Linked DNA regions of Homo sapiens: region 2 is linked to region 1. The links are chromatin loops, found by intact Hi-C in ENCODE. Cell type or tissue: dorsolateral prefrontal cortex. All regions are shown on one strand. Links, peaks and the distances in the headings refer to the core of each region. The heading gives the core; the rest is flanking DNA. Region 1 overlaps CECR2 (CECR2 histone acetyl-lysine reader). Region 2 has its middle 76 kb from the start of GAB4.

What was found. Peaks named below come from ENCODE experiments on the same cell type or tissue, not always from the same donor. Only the 100,000 strongest peaks of a DNase experiment are listed, where the experiment ranks them.
Region 2: a loop joins it to region 1, with 4 times the contacts of the local background. A loop is called at or near these places in 3 of 110 quality-filtered maps.

Annotation. Positions count from the first base shown.
Region 1 is chr22:17,495,606-17,506,676 of GRCh38, forward strand. CECR2 (CECR2 histone acetyl-lysine reader) reads left to right here. Exons shown (of 19, transcript NM_001290047.2): 3 at 1,798-1,981; 4 at 3,805-3,944; 5 at 5,026-5,130; 6 at 7,477-7,526; 7 at 9,242-9,411. Among named protein-coding and RNA genes, the nearest start is that of SLC25A18, 62 kb to the right of the region's middle. In dorsolateral prefrontal cortex, for the core only: CTCF peaks have their summits at 6,266 (motif pointing left) and 6,470; no DNase peak of the experiment used is centred there.
Region 2 is chr22:16,927,116-16,938,186 of GRCh38, forward strand. It overlaps the pseudogene IGKV1OR22-1. Among named protein-coding and RNA genes, the nearest start is that of GAB4, 76 kb to the right of the region's middle. RefSeq lists an enhancer at 5,837-7,036. In dorsolateral prefrontal cortex, for the core only: a CTCF peak has its summit at 5,688 (motif pointing right); a DNase peak (open chromatin) is centred at 5,642; H3K27me3 peaks cover 3,133 bases.

The sequences.
Region 1 (11,071 bases), core at 3,456-8,455:
TAATCCCAGCACTTCGGGAGGCCGAGGCGGGTGGATCATGAGGTCAGGAAATCGAGACCATCCTGGCTAACACAGTGAAACCCTGTCTCTACTAAAAATACAAAAAATTAGCTGGGCGTGGTGGCAGGCGCCTGTAGTCCCAGCTACTCGGGAGGCTGAGGCAGGAGAATGGCGTGAACCTGGGAGGCGGAGCTTGCAGTGAGCCAAGATCGCACCACTGCACTCCAGCCTGGGTGACAGAGCAAGACTCTGTCTCAAAAAAAAAAAAAAAAAAAAAAAAGGTATTTACACCTGGATGTGGTAAGACGCACTTATAGTCCAGATGCTCTGGAGACCAAGGTGGGAGGATTGCTTGAGCTCAGGAGTTTGAGTCCAGCCTGGACAATATAGTGAGACCCCATATGGGAAAAAATATATTTAACACAATTATAGGGTTTCCAGACTGTACTGAAGAAAAAATTTAAATTGCCATCTAGGTGTCTTAAATGTTCTCTGCAGAAAAACTATCTTCAAATTTTAATATACAGACATGGGAGGATTGCTTGAGCCCTGGAGTTCAAGACCAGCCTGGGCAACATGCTGAGACCCCATCTCTGAAAAATCAAAGAAAGGACGGGCACGGTGGCTCACGCCTGTAATCCCAGCACTTTGTGAGGACGAGGCGGGTGGATCACGAGGTCAGGAGATCGAGACCATCCTGGTTAACACAGTGAAACCCGGTCTCTACTAAAATTACAAAAAGAAATTAGCCGGGCATGGTGGTGGGCGCCTCTAGTCCCAGCTACTCGGGAGGCTGAGGCAGGAGAATGGCATGAACCCGGGAGGTGGAGCTTGCAGTGAGCTGACATCGAGCCACTGCACTCCAGCCTGGGTGACAGAGCGAGACTCTGTCTCAAAAAAAAAAAGAAAGAAAGAAAAATCAAAGAAAAAAAATTTAGAATGCAGTGTTCATGCCTTAAAGTTCATGTATAATAGAATATGAAATTATAGTTGCATATCAGTGTAGCCATTTGTATTCTGGAGGACTTTCTGCCTTTGTATCTTAACCTGAAATATAAATTAGGTTAGGCCAACTATGCGTTTCTTTTTTCCTTTTTTCTCGCCACCTAAGTCATGAACCCAACTTTGTACTGTCTGAACCGCAGGGTGTCTTCAGTTGTACGCGTAGCGGGTGAGACTTTTGCCTCAGCTTCATAACCTACACATTTGATTATGCTTTTACCCATTCCACCAGAATGTGCTATTCGGGCTTTAAAGTCAACCTATTCTGTGAAAAACCCTCTTTATATATTTATCTTCCTTGATAGTTGACAAAACACAATATCCATGTAAGTAGGCTGAAACTTCATGAGGGACTTCCTGTTACTGTTTTTCATTTCTGCTTTCTGTGTAAAATTTGTCAACTGGGCCAAGCGTGTTACCTCACCCCTGTAATCCCAGCACTTTGGGAAGCCAAGGCGGGCGGATCGTGTGAGCCTGGGAGCTTGAGAACAGCCTGGGCAACATAGGGAGACCCCTGTCTCTACAAAAAATACAAAGATTAGCTGGGTGTGGTGGTGCATGCCTGTGGTCCCAGGTACCTGGGAGGTTGAGGTGGGAAAATCTTTTGAGCCCAGGAGAGCTGCAGTGAGCTGAGATCTTGCCACTGTGCTCTAGCCTGGATGACAGAGCGAGACCCTGTCTGTATAAAAACAAAAATCTGTTAGCTGTCAGATCATGAGTTCTCTCTCTCTCTCCTTCTCCCAACCAACCTATATTTTATATTAATGTATTTTTGTGTTTGGGGCCCTGGTCTAGGCCTCAGACATTCCACAGCTACCTAGAGGACATCATCAACTACCGCTGGGAGCTCGAAGAAGGGAAGCCCAACCCTCTGAGGGAAGCCAGTTTCCAGGACCTGCCTCTTCGCACACGGGTGGAGATCCTGCACCGACTCTGTGATTACCGGCTGGATGCAGACGATGTCTTCGATCTTCTAAAGGTATGCTTAACTGGCGAACCTTTCCCTGTAGCTGTGAAAAGCCAGCAATCAGAAATGTAGTCAGAACGTAAAACCCAAAGATACTAAGCCAGAGTTTGGCTTGTGGTACTAGTCTTGGTACTATTCATTGCCAATAACACTGTATGGAAAACCATGACTGCTGTAGCCACGGAGATGCAAGATGTACATCCCTATGGAAGTACGTTATTTTGGTCTAATTTCTAGTCTGGTTTCATCTTCCTTTACGTGCACTGAGTCCTATCTGCAATAGGTACAACCAGAGGACCCTGTTTGTTCTGTCATCAGCCAAACCTGCAACTAAATCCGCCACTGAGTTTTATTTTTCAGGGTGTAAATTTGATTGAAATATTTACTGAAATCTCCAAGAACTTGAAACCGTATATGTTAGTGAAGGTCATCCTCTACACACATCCACGTTACAAAAAATGTGTTGAAGGAAGCTGTGGCCATCTCTCTGTCCCCCTTGGTGTGGTTATCTGTTTAGAAGTATATCCTAGAGGGGGCCGGGTGCTGTGGCTCACGCCTGTAATCCCAGCACTTTGGGAGGCCAAGGCAGGCAGATCACGAAGTCAGGAGATCGAGACCATCCTGGCTAACACGGTGAAATCCCGTCTCCACTAAAAGTAAAAAAAAATTAGCCGGGCGTGGTGGCAGGCGCCTGTAGTCCCAGCTACTCGGGAGGCTGAGGCAGGAGAATGGCATGAACCCGGGAGGCGGAGCTTGCAGTGAGCCGAGATTGCGCCACTGCACTCCAGCCTGGGTGACAGAGCGAGACTCCGTCTTTAAAAAAAAAAAAAAGTATATCCTCAAGGGAGAGTGTGGGTTATTGCTTTCACTCATAGGGAAGTCAGTTTCTAATCCTGTTCCATCATCAGTGATTAAATGTGGTGATGACTTCTCAGTTGAGCTCTGGTTATGGGCACATTATAAAAAAATCATTGTGTAATTTAGCACGGTCTTTGCTGAGGACTCAAGGACTTCAGTAGCAGTGAGAAGGCCAGTACAGGTCAGCCCCCGAGGTAAATTGGGAGCCCTGTCACTGGAACTCAGCTGGAGTGAGAGGTCACAGGAGGTTATGCCGGAACTGCCACAGAGGATCCCATGGGGCAAAGCTTGCCCCGTGCCTGATCCACCCGGTTGTACTTGTCTTTCTTTTCGTGTGTGCTCACATAAAACAACCGCTCCCAGCCAAATCTGTAAACTGTTCATCAGGATTGCTGTTGGATTCTCTCTTTTTTGAAAAGGGAACAATGGTGGGGATAGGGAGCATTGTAATATTTCCATCTCTTGTTCCTCAAAGTAGGTACCACCTTCCCATTATATCCGTGTTTCTTATGCTGATTGAAAATTACATAAGATACTTGGACATTTTTATTTATTTATTTATTTATTTATTGTTTGAGACAGAGTCTCTCTCTGTCGCCCAGGCTGGAGTGCAGTGGCATGATCTTGGCTCACTGCGACCTCCACCTCCCAGGTTCAAGCGATTCTCCTGCCTCAGCCTCCCGAGTAGCTGGGATTACAGGCGCGCGCCACCACGCCCAGCTGATTTTTTGTATTTTTAGTAGAGGTGGGGTTTCACCATGTTGGCCAGGCTGGTCTTGAACTCCTGACCCCATGATTTGCCCGCCTCAGCCTCCCAAAGTGCTGGGATTACAGGCGTGAGCCACCACGCCCAGCGATACTTGGGCATTTTTAGATTTGAGTTATGCTTACGTGTAAATTTGGAATCCTCGTTCTGGTTTTTTCCTGGTGCGTTTTGTTCCCCATTTCCCCAAACCCCTTTTCCGTGCTCTGTGTAGGGCCTGGATGCAGACAGTCTCCGTGTGGAGCCATTGGGTGAAGACAATTCTGGGGCACTATATTGGTATTTCTATGGAACACGAATGTACAAAGAGGACCCGGTGCAAGGAAAATCCAATGGAGAACTCTCTTTGAGCAGGTATGTTCTTCAGTGTTAGGGCATGATAGCTACTGTATTAAAATGTCATTAAGATTAAATGCATCAGAATTCTACAGCACAATTTTTTTTTCCTAATGAAGGAATTCTCTAAGCATGCCTGCAAAGAGATGGTAAGGAGATACTTCATGCAAAAACAAAAAGGAATTAATTCTCTGCTACCAGAGGGGTTAAATATACTTTTTTAATCTGAAGTTCTTGATAGGAGGTTTCTGAGAAATGCCACTCCTCTTGCCACAGGCTATTTTAATATAGCAGGTTTCTTCTCAGCAGCACAATCATTTCACTGCAGTAACAATTTCATCTTGCATCATCAGTCCTTGAGATCTCCTTATTTCGACTAGAATTAATGATGTAGTTTATGCCAGGCGCAGTGGCTCATGCCTGTAATCCCAGCACTCTGGGAGGCCGAGGCGGGCGGATCACGAGGTCAGGAGATCGAGACCATCCTGGCTAATACGGTGAAACCCTGTCTCTACTAAAAATACAAAAAATTAGCCAGGCGTGGTGGCGGGCACCTGTAGTCCCAGCTACTCGGGAGGCTGAGGCAGGAGAATGGTGTGAACCCGGGAGGCTGATCTTGCAGTGAGCCGAGATCGCACCACTGCACTCCAGCCTGGGCGACAGAGCGAGACTCCATCAAAAAAAAAAAAAAAAAAAGAATTTAATGATGTAGTTTATGAACGTTAGTATCCATCAGTTTAAGAACAGAAGGAATTTAAATGATGCCTGAAACATAAGCTTTACTAAGTAAGGAAGAGGCCGCATTTCCATAGCATCCCAAAACAATGCTAACCTCTTATTTAGGCTTTCTTACTGCTAGGAGAATGCTTACTCTTCGGAAGGTGTTAGTTAGATCTTAAGCACATTTTAGTATTGCAAAATGTTAGTTTTCCTCAGATCCACAGTCTAATAATGAAGACTGGAAGTTGCTGTTCCCTTTTCCTTTCACTGCTACATTTAATCCTTTTTGGTAATCTCATGGCCAGAAATACTGTTTTAAAATCATATGTAGCAATGCCAATCCTGTGCCAGAACATTTCTATTTAATATTATTTATTAGGGAAAGTGAAGGACAAAAAAATGTCTCAAGTATTCCTGGAAAAACGGGAAAAAGAAGAGGAAGACCCCCAAAACGGAAGAAACTGCAGGAGGAGATTCTGTTGAGGTAAGAAAATCTTGTTAGTTGTGGTCATAGACCATGGCAGAAGGGACCTTAATTCATTTATTCCTTTTTCTTTATTTTGCCTGTGCCATGGGAAGCACATTATTATAGCAACCTGAAACTGAGTCCTTATGAAATTACCACATGTGCAGTACAGTCAGGAAGCCCTTAGTGTGTGACATCTGGCAAGTCACCTCCCCTCTCTAAGCGAGTCCTCTTACTAGACGATGGATGTGCACTTAATGAGGATTATATTGAACAAGACAGTTTTTTTCATTCTTCAATTTTATATTTAATTTTAGCAAAGAAAGATACTTGGGGGATTTTCTTTTATATGTCATTATCTTCTAGGAAATTTCACCATGTGAATCTTGCTATAGGACTTTTCAAAATCTGACCTATGCTGTGTAAATACACTTTTTACTTAAGGATCAGCTCTATCACTAAGCCTATTGAAGTGAGGCTGTATTCTTAAAAATTCTGATAACTCAGGACAAGTGGCTTCTTCCCTTCCTACTTAATCTAAATGCTTGAGTTAGGCTGAATTTCACCCTGTCACTTTTTAACCACTAAGAAATATTTCTGGGAAATCAGATTAAGAATATAGATCACTCAGGAGATCGAGACCATCCTGGCTAACACGGTGAAACCCCGTCTCTACTAAAAATACAAAAAATTAGCCAGTCGTGGTGGCGGGTGCCTGTAGTCCCAGCTACTCGGGAGGCTGAGGCAGGAGAATGACGTGAACCTGGGAGGCAGAGCTTGCAGTGAGCCGAGATTATGCCACTGCACTCCAGCCTGGGCGACACAGCGATACTCCATCTCAAAAAAAAAAAGAATGTAGATCACTCAGATCCTGATTTTAACTCAATCAGCATCCACTTAACTTTACAGAAGTTCAGCTTCAGATTGCAGCTGCCTATTTCTTGCTTATCCGTTTCTGTGACAAATGTCCTGTAATTACTTAACGTTTTATGTATCAACACCTGTTTCCGGGTTTGTTAGGATTTCACACGTCCTTCGATATTCAGAAAGCTGCATGATACCTGTCTCCGTTTCCCCATAAGTATCAAGAATCACAGTAGCTTAGGGTTGGGACTGTAGAATCATTTTAACAAGCATCCATGGACTTGTGCTACCCTCTACTGGTGACTTTTTTCCTTTAGAGCTGTGTGTGTAAGCCAGTATTTAAATATTTTTTCATTAAATTTAAAATTCAGTTTCTGGTTCACGCTGGCCACGTTTCAGATGCTCAGCAGCCACATGGTTTATTGGATAATGCCAATATAGAACATTTTCATTCTCATAGAAACTTTAATCGAAAACAAGCGAAAAGTCCACAGAGTGTCCTTTCTGTTTCAGGGATACAAGTGAAAATGATACTTCATCCTAATGCGTTATACACTTTGCATTTTGTCATTTAATCTCCAACGTCCCTGTGAGGTAGGCACTATTAATAGCTCCATTTTGGGGGAAAGTTAATTAACTTTCCTGAGGTCACATTGTAAGTGGCACAGCTTGAATAGAGGCATTCCCCCTTCGGAGCCCATGCTCTTAACCCTCTGCCTTAGGTAAGGATCAATTATAATAAATACACCTGTCTTCAGTGCGGCCCTGAATCAGGGAGGAGGACATTGGAATCCCTACAGTTCTTTTTTCTTGGCATTTAATTATTAACAGTTGCATCTCTCTCTTGACTGGAGCAGTGATAAAAAACAAGAACAAACAAACAAAAAAAACAGTGCATCTGTTTGATTTCCAAAAAAAGCTTTAAAAGTTACTGTTTTCTGGCTGGGCACGGTGGCTCACGCCTGTAATCCCAACACTTTGGGAGGCCAAGGCAGGCAGATCATGAGGTCAGGAGTTCAAGACCAGCCTGGCCAACATGGTGAAATCCCGTCTCTACTAAAAAATACAAAAATTAGCTGCACCTGGTGGCGGGTGCCTATAGTCCCAGCTACTCAGGAGGCTGAGGCAGGAGAATCATTTGAACCTGGGAGGCGGAGGTTGCAGTGAGCTGAAATCGCGCCATTGCACTCCAGCCTAAGTGACAGGGCAAGACTCCGTCTCAAAAAAATAAAAATAAAAAATAAAAGTTACTGTTTTCTTATGCATTGATACTGTTGCCATAACATAGGGTAGCTGTATGTCAGTACTTCCCTCCTAGACCAGCATGCCTGCATCTTAGTGTTCATTTATTCAGCGTTCCGCCTCCAAGCCTTGTCCCCTTAACACACACACATACACTCTCTTTGTGTTAAATTAATGGGTTCTACCATCCTGGGGTGGCACAGAACAATTTTGGACCTGTCTTTGTTTTAATTGGCACCTCTTTTTCCTGTGTTTCAGTGAAAAGCAGGAAGAAAATTCCTTGGCATCCGAGCCACAGACAAGACATGGTAATGTTCTTTACTGGCATTTAGAAAGAATTAAATAAATATGATTCATTTATGCTAGGGTGTTGACTCTTTTTCTAGAGTCATACAAAGTAAAGGTTATTGCAATAGCCTTTTACCTACCCCCTGTACTCTTCTTCAGTTCTCCTCCTCACACCTTATCCTGTGCCCAGCTCATCATCTGACTAAGGATTAAGATCAGAACTAGATCTTTTCACTAGTGCCCTGTTTACTGGGGACAGTGTAATAGACACCTTAACGTTGGAGTGAATAACCAGCTTCTCAAAGAGAGGTCTTTTTAATGTCAGTGCTTCATGACACAATGGTTTCCTTATAGGTTTACTACATACTGGTTTCCTACCTAGATTTTAATTTTGTAATCCAAATAACATAAAAATGGGAGGCACATACCAGTTTGCACAGTGTAGTTGAGGCAGGGTAGACTCAGCAAAGACTCAAAATCAAAACCATTTCTGTCAATATATTTAATCATTTCTAGACTGTGAATATCTATCTTGTTAAATTCACAGTAGTTATATTTGTATTGCCTTTAGACATTACATTTTTTTTTAGTTGTTAACAATGACTTTAACAGGAAAACCAGAAGTATACATTGTCAACTTTAAAGTCAAAAAGAGGCCATTGTGGCGGCTCATGCCTGTAATCCCAGCACTTTGGGAGGTCGAGGTGGATGGATCACTTGAGGTCGGGAGTTCGAGACCAGCCTGGCCAACATTGTGAAACCCCATCTCTACTAAAAATACAAAAATTACCTGGGCGTGGTGGCAGGCACCTGTAATCCCAACTACTCGGGAGGCTGAGGCAGGAGAATCACTTGAATCCAGGAGGCGGAGGCTGCAGTGAGCTGAGATGGTGCCCCTGAACTCCGGCCTGGACAACAGAGCAGGACTCTGCCTCTAAATAAATAAATAAATAAATAAATAAATAAAATTTAAAAGTAGGCCAGGTGCAGTGGCTCACACCTGTAATCCCAGCACTTTGGGAGTTCGAAGCAGGCAGATCACTTGAGCTCAGGAATTAGAGCCCAGCCTGGACAACATGGCAAAACCCTGTCTCTACGAAAAATACAAAAGTTTAGCTGGATGTGCTGGTACACACCTGTAGTCCCAGCTACTTGGGGGGTGCTGAGATGGGAAGATGGCTTGAGCCCAGGAGGTGTAGGTTACAGTGAGCTGAGATGGCACCACTGCACTCCAGCCTGGACAATAGAGCCAGACGTTGTCTCAAAAAAAATAAAATTAAGTAATAGGTCTCTTTTTTGAGTTCCTTATTTTATTTTTTTTATTTTTATTTATTTATTTATTTGAGACGGAGTCTCACTCTGTCGCCCAGGCTGGAGTGCAGTGGCGTGATCTCGGCTCACTGCAAGCTCCGCCTCCCGGGTTCACGCCATTCTCCTGCCTCAGCCTCCCGAGTAGCTAGGATCACAGGCGCCCGCCACCGCGCCCGGCTAATTTTTTTTTTTCTATTTTTAGTAGAGACGGGGTTTCACCGTGTTAGCCAGGATGGTCTCGATCTCCTGACCTCGTGATCCGCCCGCCTCGGCCTCCCAAAGTGCTGGGATTACAGGCTTGAGCCACCGCGCCCGGCCGAGTTCCTTATTTTAGTCATGACCCACAGTAGAAACAAAATTGAGAATAAATAAGGAAAGGTCCTCATGGGATCTCCTGTAGTGAATCCGTTCCTTTATTTTCTAGGGTCCCAAGGGCCAGGCCAAGGTACTTGGTGGCTCCTGTGCCAGACAGAAGAGGAATGGAGACAGGTCACCGAGAGTTTTCGCGAGAGGACCTCCCTTCGAGAACGGCAGCTCTACAAGCTCCTCAGTGAGGACTTCCTGCCTGAGATCTGCAACATGATCGCCCAGAAGGTGCGCCACACTCTCTGCTCTGTCCTCCTCAGTGTTAGGCCTGATGCTGCATTATTTAAGGATTATTCATGAGACCTTCCCCATACACCCCACTGTCCTGGAAATAGTGCAGTCTTCCATCCTGTCTGAACTCCAGTGTTAGAATGGGACCTCATGCCACCCCCTCTCCTTCACTGTGGGTCCTATCATGTTCTCCTTCCCCCAGAAAGTCCTCAGTGTCTACCACCCACCAATAGTGACGGTGGCTTTTCACAGCCTGGAACCAACTTTCCTTCTCCCATACACTCCTCAGGAAACATTCCTTGAGTCCCTGTGTAATGCTTTAAAAAAAAAAAAAATCTTGTGGGTTTGTCTTTGTCCTTGTAGCTCCATTGCCAGCCCTTTGCCTGGCTCTACCTGATTGTGTCCTCTTCACCAAATTCAGGGCAAGCTATAGTCTCATAAACCATATGCCCCATATTATCATGCATGTACACCCTACTTCATGCATTTTCAAACATCCTTCATCCTCTTTTTCCTTTTTTTTTTTTTTTTTTTTTTTGAGTCTCTCTCTGTCTCCCAGGCTGCAGTGCAGCGGTGCAATCTGAGTTCACTGCAACCTCTGCCTTCCAAGTTCAAGCGATTCTCCTGCCTCAGCCTCCTGAGTAGCTGGGATTATAGGCTCACACCACCACCACGCCCAGCTAATTTTTTGTGTTTTTAGTAGAGACAGGGTTTCACCATTTTGACCAGGCTGGTCTAGAACTCCTGACCTCAAGTGATATACCGCCTCAGCCTCCCAAAGTGCTGGGATTACAGGTGTGAGCCACTGCACCCGGCTTTTTTTTTTTTTTTTTTTTTTTTAAGGACAAGCTCTCTCACTTTGTCGCCCAGACTGGAATGCAGTAGTGTGGTCACAGCTCACTGTAGCCTCGATTTGCCAGGCTCATGTGATCCTCTCATCTCAACCTCCCAAGTAGCTGGGGACACAGGCTCGTGCCACCACACCCAGCTAATTATTTTTTATTTTTTGTAGAGACGAGGTCTTGCTCTGCTGCCTAGGCTTGTCCCAAACTCCTAGCCTCAATCTATCCTTCTGTCTTGGCTTCCCAAAGTGCTGGGATTATAGGCATGAGCCACTGTGCCCAGCTTTTATTGCTTTAAGACAGGGTCTTGCTCTATTTCCCAAGCTGGAGTACAGTGGTGCAGTCATAGCTCACTGCAGCCTCAATCTCCCAGGCCGAAGTGATCCTCTCGAGTAGCTGGGCCTGCAGGCACATGCCACCACGCCTGGCTAATCTTTTAATTTTATCTGTGCGTAGGGTTTCCCTATGTTGCCTGGGCTGGTCCTGAACTCCTGGGCTGAAGCACTCTTCCTGTCTTGGCCTCCCAAAGTGCTGGGATTACAGGTGTGAGCCACCACACCTGGCCCCCTCTCTACTTCCTTACCCATTTAAATACTACTCTCTCAAAAGCCTTACTTAAATGTCACTACGTCCATGAACTGTCCTTGTTTCCCCCAGCCTTTTGTCGCTTAACATGTTTCTTTATGCTTATTTTATATCTTTGTGAGTTCAGGCTTCTTCATCTCAAGGACCATGTCTTATCTTTTTAACAGCCACGACACTTAATGTCATTTCTTTTCATGTTTTTTTGTTTGTTTGTTTGTTTGTTTTGAGAC
Region 2 (11,071 bases), core at 3,773-8,772, 570 kb before region 1:
TCTAAAGCACTCCATTCTGCACAACACAACCATTCACCCACGCTCAGACTCTTTTCCCTTTAACAGTTTTGAAAACCTCTGTTCACACCACTGATGGAAACAAGAATCTTGTCTGGGGTTTTCTTGTGTTCCTCAGAATTGTGAACATGTAGTGGTGAGCGAGGTTCCCCTGAACAGGCTGAGAAGCTCTTTAAATTACATTCCATTTAAAATTATTAATCACAATTGTGGAAATTTGTTTTCTTTCTTATCTAAACATCTAAGTAATGTACTCAGTTTTCTTTCTTAGCTAACAAAACTGAAGTATCAATTATTTTACTCCTGATATAATCTGATATGTTTTGTCTTTTAAATGGAAAGTCAATTTTACTGTAGTTATGACTTGTGTAGTACATAGATCATTATATATGTAATATAATCAATTGAGTACAATAATGTTATATTGCTATTATATGTTTTCAGGAAATAGAACCTAAAATATCACTTGAGAAAAGGATATAAGTTCTGAGAATTATAATTTTCCTTATTTCCTAAAGACTGAGTACGAAAAAGGAATAAAAAAAGGAAAAGGAAACATTTCCATATAACAAGCAGTTTAATCCACTCTTTACAATCTTCCCAGAATTCTAGACATACAGACTGCTGGGAAGAGTGCCCCCCACTGAGCACCTACTGTTTGCCAGGTACTCCCAATACACTGGGATACAGCAATGCAAATAATAGACAATGGCCCCGATCCCATGAAGCTTAAATTCATCTAAAGGGAGTCAGCATATAAAGTGTAAAATCATAAAGAAATAAATTATATATATATATAAGGTAGAATGTGAAAAACGCCTCCAGCAAAAGCATGGAGTAGGGTGTCCTATGAACACATTCAGAGAGATCATTAAGATGGGAAGTTCTAGGTTGTCTTTGGGAGTCAGGGAGGGAGCCCAAGAGGGGTCTGGAGAAAAGCATCACTGCTGAGGGACCAGTGAGTAGAGCTCCAAGCGTGGGACTGTGTGAGCCTTGTTTAGGGCAGAACCAGGAAACCAGAGAGTCAAGTCTGGAGTCCAGTGAGTCAGAGGACAGAACCATGAAAGCGGTTGCATAAGTAACAGGGAGGGTTCAAGGAAGATGGGGCCAGGTAGGAATTGGCCTTTTACTCTGTGTGATGTGGAAACTTTTGTGAGATTTTGACCCTGGAGGAGCACTATTCATCTATTTAAAAGATCACCCTGGCTACTGAATTGGGAGTAGACTGCTGGTGGGTGAGGGGAGAAGCTGGGTGATCTGAGGAGAGCCTGGCCATGGTCTAAGATGAAGATGATGTTGGTTTCACTAGTGTGGAGCAGTGGGGGTGAAGGTGGGGAAATGGTGAGATTTGGGAAACATTTGAGTTCTGAGATTATTGGCTCCCCCTCTGCTGGTTGCAAGGTGTTTTGTGGGATGTGTTGAGCATGCAATTCCTCTAACTTCTCTTGTTTGTTTTTTTTCATGGAGAATTTTTTCTCTGCCTTCTGGTGCTCAGGAAGAAGACTTCTCATTTCCTCTTAGGCTTCTTGTGAGTAACCAAGATTTTGTTCTAGCTCACATTTCCTTTCCCTGCTTGTTCACATCTCCTGAAAGAAGATACCCACGTGCTCTCCACTACGAGGAGTCTCAACCTGCTATCCAAAGGCCTCAGTCTAATGTTTTCTTTTTTGCCTTCATATTATTTTCTTGTTTCCTTGTCATTATCTTAGGAGTCACATAAAGTAACATTTTTCTGTGATTCTTAGCTATTGAAAATGCCATTTTAATCACACTACTTCCCTCCCTTAATGTCTATTAATGAACTTCTCGAAGGTGTTAAGAGACAAAACCATGTGCTCAAATTGTTGCACAGGGACCACTCCACTCTCTAGCAGCACTTCTGGGGCCTCTCACAGAGTGTCCCATCCAGGTAGCCCTGCAGAATCCCCGTCTTGTCACACTCCTCACTGACTTCTGTGAGTCAGATTTTCTGAGTAGAATCCTGGCTTACAATTTGGATGTAATGCGCCCCTTGGAGGCATTTCATGACCTCTCCCTGCCTCAGTATTGTCAGCTGAAGATGAGAATAAAACATACTTGTCATAAAAAGAGTTAGTTCAGTTCACGACACATAAAAACCATTCAGCTGACGGCAGCTGCATGAGAAAGCCCAGGCCAGGCAGCAGAAAAACCTCCCAACCAACCCATAGAATCACAACAAATAATAAATTGTTGTTTCACTCCTTTAAGTTTTGGAGTGCTCTTATATGCTGCAAGAAAATGGAAAAATTAATATATCAATCCAGGTAAAGCACCTGTCTAGGAAACACCTTAGCTTCACAACCCTTTGCCTCTCCCTCTTTGTAGATCAGGTGTAAACTTGAAGTAATAACTCTTCAATCTTCCCCTGTATCAACAGGCCAGAAATCACAGACTCTGAGAACAAAGACAACTATAATATGAACGCTTCACACTCTCAGATTATGGCTTCTGCAGGAAGCAAGTGTCTTTGCATCAGGGCAGAATCTTCCATCCAGAAAGGGTATTTTTGGTTGGGGACTTTTCACTGTAAGAAGCCAACTGAAGGGCTGCTGGCAGGAAAACACTCCAGCATCTTCAGCTTTCACTCCATGGATGGAGAGGGAGAAGCAAAAACCAGAAACTTCCCTGGAAACTGGAAGCGGTTCCAGCAGCCTGGGAAGAAGCCCCAAAGAGCAGCAGACTGGAAGCCTCCTGGGATCTCTGCTTGTCCTAGGTGATGGAGGTGCCTACATCTGTGCTGTTTCTGCAGGTGATAGAGACAAAGTCACCTCCAGATGCTGCTAAGGTCTCCGGAGATGGAGTTGAGATAGTCTGTCCCCTGCATCCTGCAAGGACACCCTATTCAGGAGCACAATGCATTACTTCTCTCAAAGGATTTCTAGAAACCTGTCCTGTTCCTTAGAAGACCCTGTCATGCTTAAACATGACAGAAATTAGTACTCCTGGGCCCTCACATCTTTGCATTTGATCAGAATCAAGATAGAATTGGCTGGGGAGGGGTTCTCAGGACAAGGGCACCTATGAAAGGGGATACAAGCATGGTAGAGCCCACCCTGAGGGGCTAATGGTCAGGTCCATTCTTCACAGCCTGACCAGAACCACAGTGAGCTCTGAAGAGAGGTGGACATGGGGTGTGAGCAGGGACAGAGGATCCATGGTCCTCAGGGAGGCTGGGAACAGGTTCAGGGCTGTATGCACCTCTGCCTCCTGGTTAGCCCTGGACTCTGTGCCTCAGTTTCCTAATGAGAGTTAAGGCAAATCACTTCTATATGTTACACTATAATTTCCAAAGCACATTTGAGCTCATTATCCCCATGTCAAGGGCTAAAGCCCCTGCATGGTCTGCAGTGGGAAATGCACTCACCCTGAAAGCCCATCACCAAGAGGCAGAGGAGCAGGGCCAGGAAGAGCATCTTGGAGTGTCCAGGGAACCTGCTGCTTCTAGACCTAAGGGCAAGGGGAGTGTGGATGGGCAGGTCATTCCTGTCATGGCTCTGTATAAACAGGTTGCACATCCCAAGATTTAAATAAGCACAGATTTCCTTGGAGTCAAGGCCTGATGACCTTAAGCAGAGCCCCTCTCCAGGAGTCTCCCAGGGCAGGCAGGCTCACTCCACCTGTGGCTGCCAGGAAGTGGTGGGGGTGACGTAGATGCCTCGGGTCCCATGGTGGCTGAGGCTGGACTGAGCAGGGCCAGTGATGCTGCCCCATTCCCAGGGTTCCACTCCAGAGGCTGGGACAGGGGTCACCCCAGAGCCAGCCAGATGTCTGCAGAGAGGCCTCTGGATGTTCTATTTTTATGCCACTAAATGTTTGGCAATTTGTTACAGCAGCCCTAGAAAAATAACACAAAAAGTGCTCAGGGAAAATCCAGACTAAAGATGCAATGGCCATTTCCGATCTTCTTGTTTAACTATCAACTCTATACATAAATGGATTGGTGGGGAATTTTATGGTAGAAAAACTTGGCAAATGTGATGAAGGATCTTGAGAACTGAATACTATCTTGGAGTATTTTTGGACCCCATGTAATCATAATTGTCTGCATAAGAGGGAGGAAGGAGGGTCAGATTTGGAGAGGAGATGTGACTATGAAGAAGCTGAGTGATGTGAGGGAAAGGCCATGGCCAAGGAAAGACAGCAGCCTCTAGAAGATGGAAAAGGCAAGAAAACAAACTCTTTCCCACAGGGAAGCTTGATTTTAGCCCAAAGACACCTGTGTGAGATTTCTCTCTTCCAGAATTGTGAAAGAATGATTCTATGCTATTTGAAGCCAGTAATGACATAGTGATTTGTTACAGCTGCTATAGGAAACTCACACAAGGTGAAAGAATGGCATTTGCCTCTCTGAGAAGATGTTTCTCTCTGATCTCTCAGCCTTTTCCAACTTGTTAGCCTTTGGTTTCAATTTGGACAAGAGACAGAGCACAGTTTACTATAAGGAGAGCTAGCACCAGAATTCCACGTAGGGAGAAAATCTCCTGGGTAAACCCCTAGATTGAGTTTTGTACACTGCAGGTGTCTGAGAGCCTAGGGGTCAGATCTCATTACTCCTGAGGAGGGTGGGATTTCCTAGTAGGAGGACAAATTAGATTTGCAGGACACAATCTAATTAGGAAGAAAGAGGGAAGGCTGGAGTCAGAGATGGAAACTAATGGAAGAGAGGAGGAAGGCTCAGGGCAAGGAAAGATGTGACCCTTCCCCCAAGTCTGAAATAAAGCTGTTCAGAGATTTAAAGTCTTTGAGAAAGTTGCATTTTTGCAGAAGAAACTGCAGAAGGGGCTGATTTTAAGTTCCTTTTGCCATATAAGGCTAATTTTATGGTTCCAGAGGGTAGAAGGTGAACATCTTTTCATGGGGGGATAGTAATTTACTCAGACTACCAAACCCCCTAATTGTCTGCCAGCTGCCTTCCTTAAAGAAGAATCCAAAGCCTCACGGCTGGGAGAAGGGAGAACAGGGAGCAGCCAGCAGCTTTATAAAGCAAGAGAGCTGAAGGGATCTGAGTCAGGGCCCTCTGGTCTGGGTGTTTCCTGGGCTGGAAGATTCTTCTCCTGCTGCTCTAATGTGGACCTCATAGTGTGGAGCTATTTGTTAGGGGCTCCTCTGATGTTGTGACCCAGAAGAAAGGAATTGCTATTTAATCAGAATCTATGAGAGACTGATAAAACAAATTAAATGTTTTAGACATTTTCTAAATTTCTCTATCCATTATAAGAGGAGAAGTATCAACAATTTGATGACACCTCCACTAATGAGGATTTGCCTATAGTCTTAGGTTGGGTTTCTAACGACAAGGATTCCCATGTGAGCACCATAATTACAAGCTGCAGGAAACCCTGAGACTGAAGGCAGAAAGTGAGGCAGGGAAGAGATGATGGACAGTGAAAGGCCTGTCAGCCAGCAGCTACCCATGAGGACCACAAGAGCTGAAGCCCACATGGAAACATAAGAGAATGCCTCTGGGCTATTCCACCTGAGAGGTGAGGGAGTTGGGGTATTTATACACGTCACCTGTTCTCACTGATTGAGGGCTGTTCTAGGTGATGCACATTTCAGGCCCTGAGATCTGCCACATGTGCAAGCAGAGCTGCTTCCCCAGCTTCAGAGACAGCAGGGAGGCACAGACATGGCCATGAGGGGTCAGCAGAAGTACAGTGAATGAAAAAGGCTGCGGGAAAAGTCAAAGAGGGCAACGTCCATAAAGAAAAGGTGTGGTTGTTAAATCTGGATCATCTGCATGTGCTAGTTCCCTCTGGAATAAGATGCTGGCTGTTCACTTGTAAGCAAATGCTACAGAATTCAGGCAGGCCCTCCAAGCAGAGCATCAGCAGCCCTGAACCTGGGCTTCCCAGAAATGTCTGAAGACCACACGATTGGCAATTACACCTTCTGTGGAAGATGCACTCTGGATTCTTGAGGAGATCCAAATAATCTTTCTCTTGTAGTATTTGCATCTTTGACTACTATGCCCCCAAGCCTTTTAAAAGCTGTTGTTTAGACTCTCATTCCCTATATTTAGAAAAATAATCCTACTTGGAATTTCAAGAGTGGCTTATTCTTTGAGATATTAATTACAACTGACACCATAACTCAGACTCCTCAGGTGTAATAATCACTTCTTAATGAAATCAGGAGAGACATTGCCATGTCTGTGCTACTGGGGATGAGGAGAAGGAAAGACTGTTAAGGTATACAGGAGACTTCATAGACCCTTCTACCAAAACTTTCCAATGACCTTCAAAGTTTGACTGCAATTTGAGAATTGCTCTCAGCAGATGAGGGCACCAGGAGGAGCAGCAGGGGCAGCCCAGCCTCACACATCTGCTTCCCTGTGTGGTTTATGTTATCACTTGCAACACAGTAGGAGGGTAACTGTAATGCTGTTGATAGTAATAAGTGGCCAAATCATCACGCTGCAGGCTGCAGGCTGCTGATGGTGAGAGTGAAATCTGTCCCAGATTGACTGCTACTGAACCAGGATGGGACCCCCGTCTGCAGTTTTGTTGCAGCATGAATTAGGAGAGTAGGGGCTTTCCCTGGTTTCTGCTGATACCAGACTAATTTATTACTAATGCTGTGACTCACCTGGCAAGTGATAGTGACTCTGTCTCCTACAGATGCAGACAGGGAGGATGGAGACTGGGTCATCTGGATATCACGTCTGGTACCTGAGGTTGGAAACATAAAAACAAACATCTACATAATCAATCATTTATAAGAAGCCCTCCCTGAAGAGCCAGGCTGTACTGAGCACACTGGCTGAGTAAATTCCTAGTGTTCTCCTTCCTTACCTGGCAGCCAGAGCCCCAGGAGCCCCAGGAGCTGAGTGGGGGCCCTCGCGTCCGTGCTGTGTCCTGACTGGGGCTGACTCCTGCACAGGGTGTGACCAGCCTATTAAGAAGTCTTCAGGGCAGGGGGCTGTGCTCTGGGAACATGCTAATCAGCAGGGAGTGGAGCAGGCTGGGCATAGCTGCAGGGCTGGCTCATCTCAGTAACTCAGCATAGGAACAATGTCCCTAGGGTCCCAGGTCAAACCAGGGCAGTACAGATATGTCTGTAAATAACGTGTTTCTTCCTGGGGACCACTTTGTCACAGAGCACATTTTTTGATACTTCTCAAAATTTGAAATACTGCTGAGTACCTGATGAAATAATATATTCCATTGGTGTATTGGGATTATTTAGGAGAATATTCTTCTCTGTAGGAAAATGATAGTAAAGTTTTAGAGGGTGTGATCATCGGGTATTTGATATACTCTGAAAGGGAAGGGGATACATTGTGGTATACTTACAACATTTCTGTGAGTGTGAAATTGTTTCTTCCCTTTAAAAAAATTTATCAAGATAATGCTAAATATATTTCAGTATTTAAATACTTTCAGTATTTTGGAATGACTTTAATTCATTATTATGATTATCACTATCTGTTCAAGCAATTCCCTGCAGATGCACAAAGATGATACCCTCAACCTCAAAGCATGTATTGCTCACAGATCTACCATTATCCAAACCTATGGACCTCTTTAACGCCAGGGATTTTATGGAATGCATCTTATTTTTGGTTTCAGGGCCTCCATATTCTATTCCTGTTTCTGTCATTGGTTATTTCTTCCCAGGATTCATCAGCATGAAGGGCTGAGTAGTGATGCTAGACCTGACTACTTAAAAAATAAAAAAAAAGTCACTTGTTTCTTCCTCCAATTATAGAAGCATGGATTAGGATAAACTTGAAATTATTCAGGGATCAATTGTCTCCAAAAAAAGACTAATGCCATATTCCCTGAGTAATGGTCTGGGCTGCACTGCCCACTAGCATGTTCCTGGGGACTCAGGAGGAGCTCCTCTGGAGCCTGGATTCCTGGAGATCAGGTGACGGGGAGAGCTTGGGAAAGACCAGGACAGTGAGTCTTCCCTCCTAGTGAGGGCAGCTGCTGCTCAGGGCATATCCCTGCCTTGCACTATCAATGCCACTTTCTTTCCTCTTTTACTCTTTAGCAGTGAGGGAAGGTCATCCTAACCCAGGTGCCAGCCTCCTGTCTCACATCTAGGACAGAGAGTCTCCATCTCCTTTCCAGTAAGTACCCATGTATATGGAGAAATCACTTGGATTTGGACAAAACTGAACACAGATTCGCATCCATTATATGTCACATCTTTAACAGGGGCCAAGGCATCTCAGCCTGGTGCAGTCGTAGAGGAAGTGGATTGAACTACATCAGCATCAGTGGGCTTCAGCCTGGGGTTCTGGGGAGTATTACTGATGCCTGACTAGGAGTGGTCAAATCACTTTAGTGGAGACTCTGCATACACCCTCCTGCTGCCTATTCAGGGGCCTGAACTTGGGGGAACGTACTTGTTTTGAGGGAAAAACGGAAACTTCCTACATTTATATATATATATGTATATATGTGTGTGTGTGTGTATATATATATGTGTGTCTGTGTATATATGTGTGTGTGTATGTATGTGTGTATATGTATAAATCTCCTGTTAGTTCTGTCCCTCTAGATGTCACTGGCTAATACAGGAAGTTTATTAAGTATTAACTCACACAATCACAAGGTCTCCCAATAGGATGTCTGCAGGCTGTGGAGCAAGGAGAGCCAGCCAGAGTTCCAAAACTGAAGAACTAGGAGTCCATGTTCGAGGGCAGGAAGCATCCAGCACGGGAGAAAGATGTAGGCTGGGAGGTGAGGCCCATCTCTTTTCACATTTTTCTGCCTGCTTATAGTCTAGCTGTGTTGGCAGCTGACTGGATTGTGCCCACACAGATTAAGGGCGGGTCTGCCTTTCCCAGCCCACTGACTCACATATTAATCTCCTTTGGCAACACCCTCACAAACACACCCAGGACCAATACTTTACCTCCTCAATCCAATCAAGTTGACACTCAGTATTAACCATCACAAGCCCACCCCTTGTCACCTTGAACACATACACATCTCCTGAGATCATACCTAATCTTAAAATAAAGACAATAATGTGGTCGTAATTACACCTAACATAACTATCCTTCCTACAACCGGAAACGCACCAATCGCCAACCCAAATACTATTACATAAAGTGAACAATGCTTAAATGCTGATATGAAGTCAATAACTCTTATGTCACCTGATAAAGAAAAAGGAAATGAAATCAAGATATTTTCTTAGTACAAGTGTATACATGCACAAAGATGTTTTTTAAGAAAAGAAGAAAGAAATACTCATGACAGTTCCAGTCCTCATTTCTGCAGCTGGTCACATGGTCACAGCTGGTATTGATTACTACCTTCTTCCATTATTCATTCTGTATTTCCTTTGCCTTTAGCAAGCACCTCAGCAGGTTGTGACCCCGGAGGGATCTGGACCATTTAGGTCTTACCTGGGTTGGGCTGTTGTAGTTTCCCATTGACCTTAATCAGAGTGCATGATAATCCCAAGAGACGCCCTAATGGATCTCCTGTATTCCACGCATACTCTTCCTCACTTCCATTGTGGAGTAGTGGACTGACTTCATCTTGATAGTCTGGGTCAATCACCGCAGCCAACACTGTAACTCCATTCTTATCCTGTTAACTTAAAGGTAGGAGGAGCCCAAAGTGCCCAGCTGGCCATCTTAACTTCCCATTTAATGGAATCATTATTTTGTCTCTTGGTGGCAGCATTCCTCCCTCTGGAACTAAGATGTCTAGTAAAGCAGGACGTAATGTCGCGGGAACAGAAAGCAAACATTTTGCTAGTGGATCACTAGGGGTGACAGTGAGTGGTTCCACTTTCACTTCCACCCCTTGATTCCTGGACCTGTAAATCCTGGCTATGGGAGAAACAGTACCATACATTGGGCGCTGATTCAGAGCCTACAAGGCCTTCTGGAGTACTTTGCCCCAGCCCTGCACAGTATTGTAATTTAGTTGGCATTGTAATTGTGACTTCAAAAGGCCATTCCACTGTTCTATCAATCCAGCTGTTTCAGGATGATGGGGAACATGGTAAGACCAGTGAATTCCATGAGCATGAGCCCACTGCCCCACTTCTTTACCTGTAAAGTGAGTGCTTGGTCAGAGGCAATACTGTATGGAATACTGTGATGGTGGATAAGGCATTCCGTGAGTCTGTGAATGGTAGTCTTGGCAGAAGCATTGCGTGCAGGTAGGCAAACCCATATCCGGAGTAAGTGTCTATTCCAGTGAGGACAAACCTCTGCCCTTTCCATGATGGAAGAGGTCCGATATAATCAACCTGCCACCAGGTAGCTGGCCGCTCACCACAGGGAATGGTGCCATACAAAGGGCTCAGTGTTGGTCTCTGCTGCTGCTGGCAAATTGGGCACTCAGCAGTGGCCACAGTTCAGCCTTGGTGAGTGGAAGTCCACATTGCTGAATCCATGCATAGCCTCCATCCCTGCCACCATGGCCACTATGTTCATGGGCTCATTGGATGATGACAGGGGTGTCTGGGGAAAGAGGCTGAGTGGTATCCACAGAACGGGTCATCTTATCCACTTGATTATCAAAATCCTCCTCTGCTGAGGTCACCCGTTGGTGAACACTCACATGGGATACAAATATCTTCACAGTTTTTGACGACTCAGAGAGGTCTATCTACATACCTCTTCCCCAAACTTCTTTGTCACCAATTCTCCAATCATGCTTCTTCCAAGTCCCTCACCATCCAGCCAAACCATTGTCTACAGCCAATGAATCACTATATGAAAACACATCTCGTCATTTCTCCTTCCATGCAAAGTGCACAGCCAGGTGCACTGCTCAGTGTTCTGCCCACTGGGAAGATTTCCCTTCACCACTGTCCTTCAGAGATGTCCTGGAAAGGGGCTGTAGTGCTGCAGCTGACCGCTTTTGGTGGTGCCTGAATATCATGCAGAACCATCTGTGAACCAGGCCCTAGTCTTCTCTTCCTCCCTCAACTGATCATAGGGAGCTCCCCATGAGGCCATCGGTGCAGGCTGTGGGAGAGAAGGAAGGGTGGCAGGAGTAGAGACCATCAGCATTTCAGCTACTTCCTCACGTAACTTACTTGTGCCCTCAGG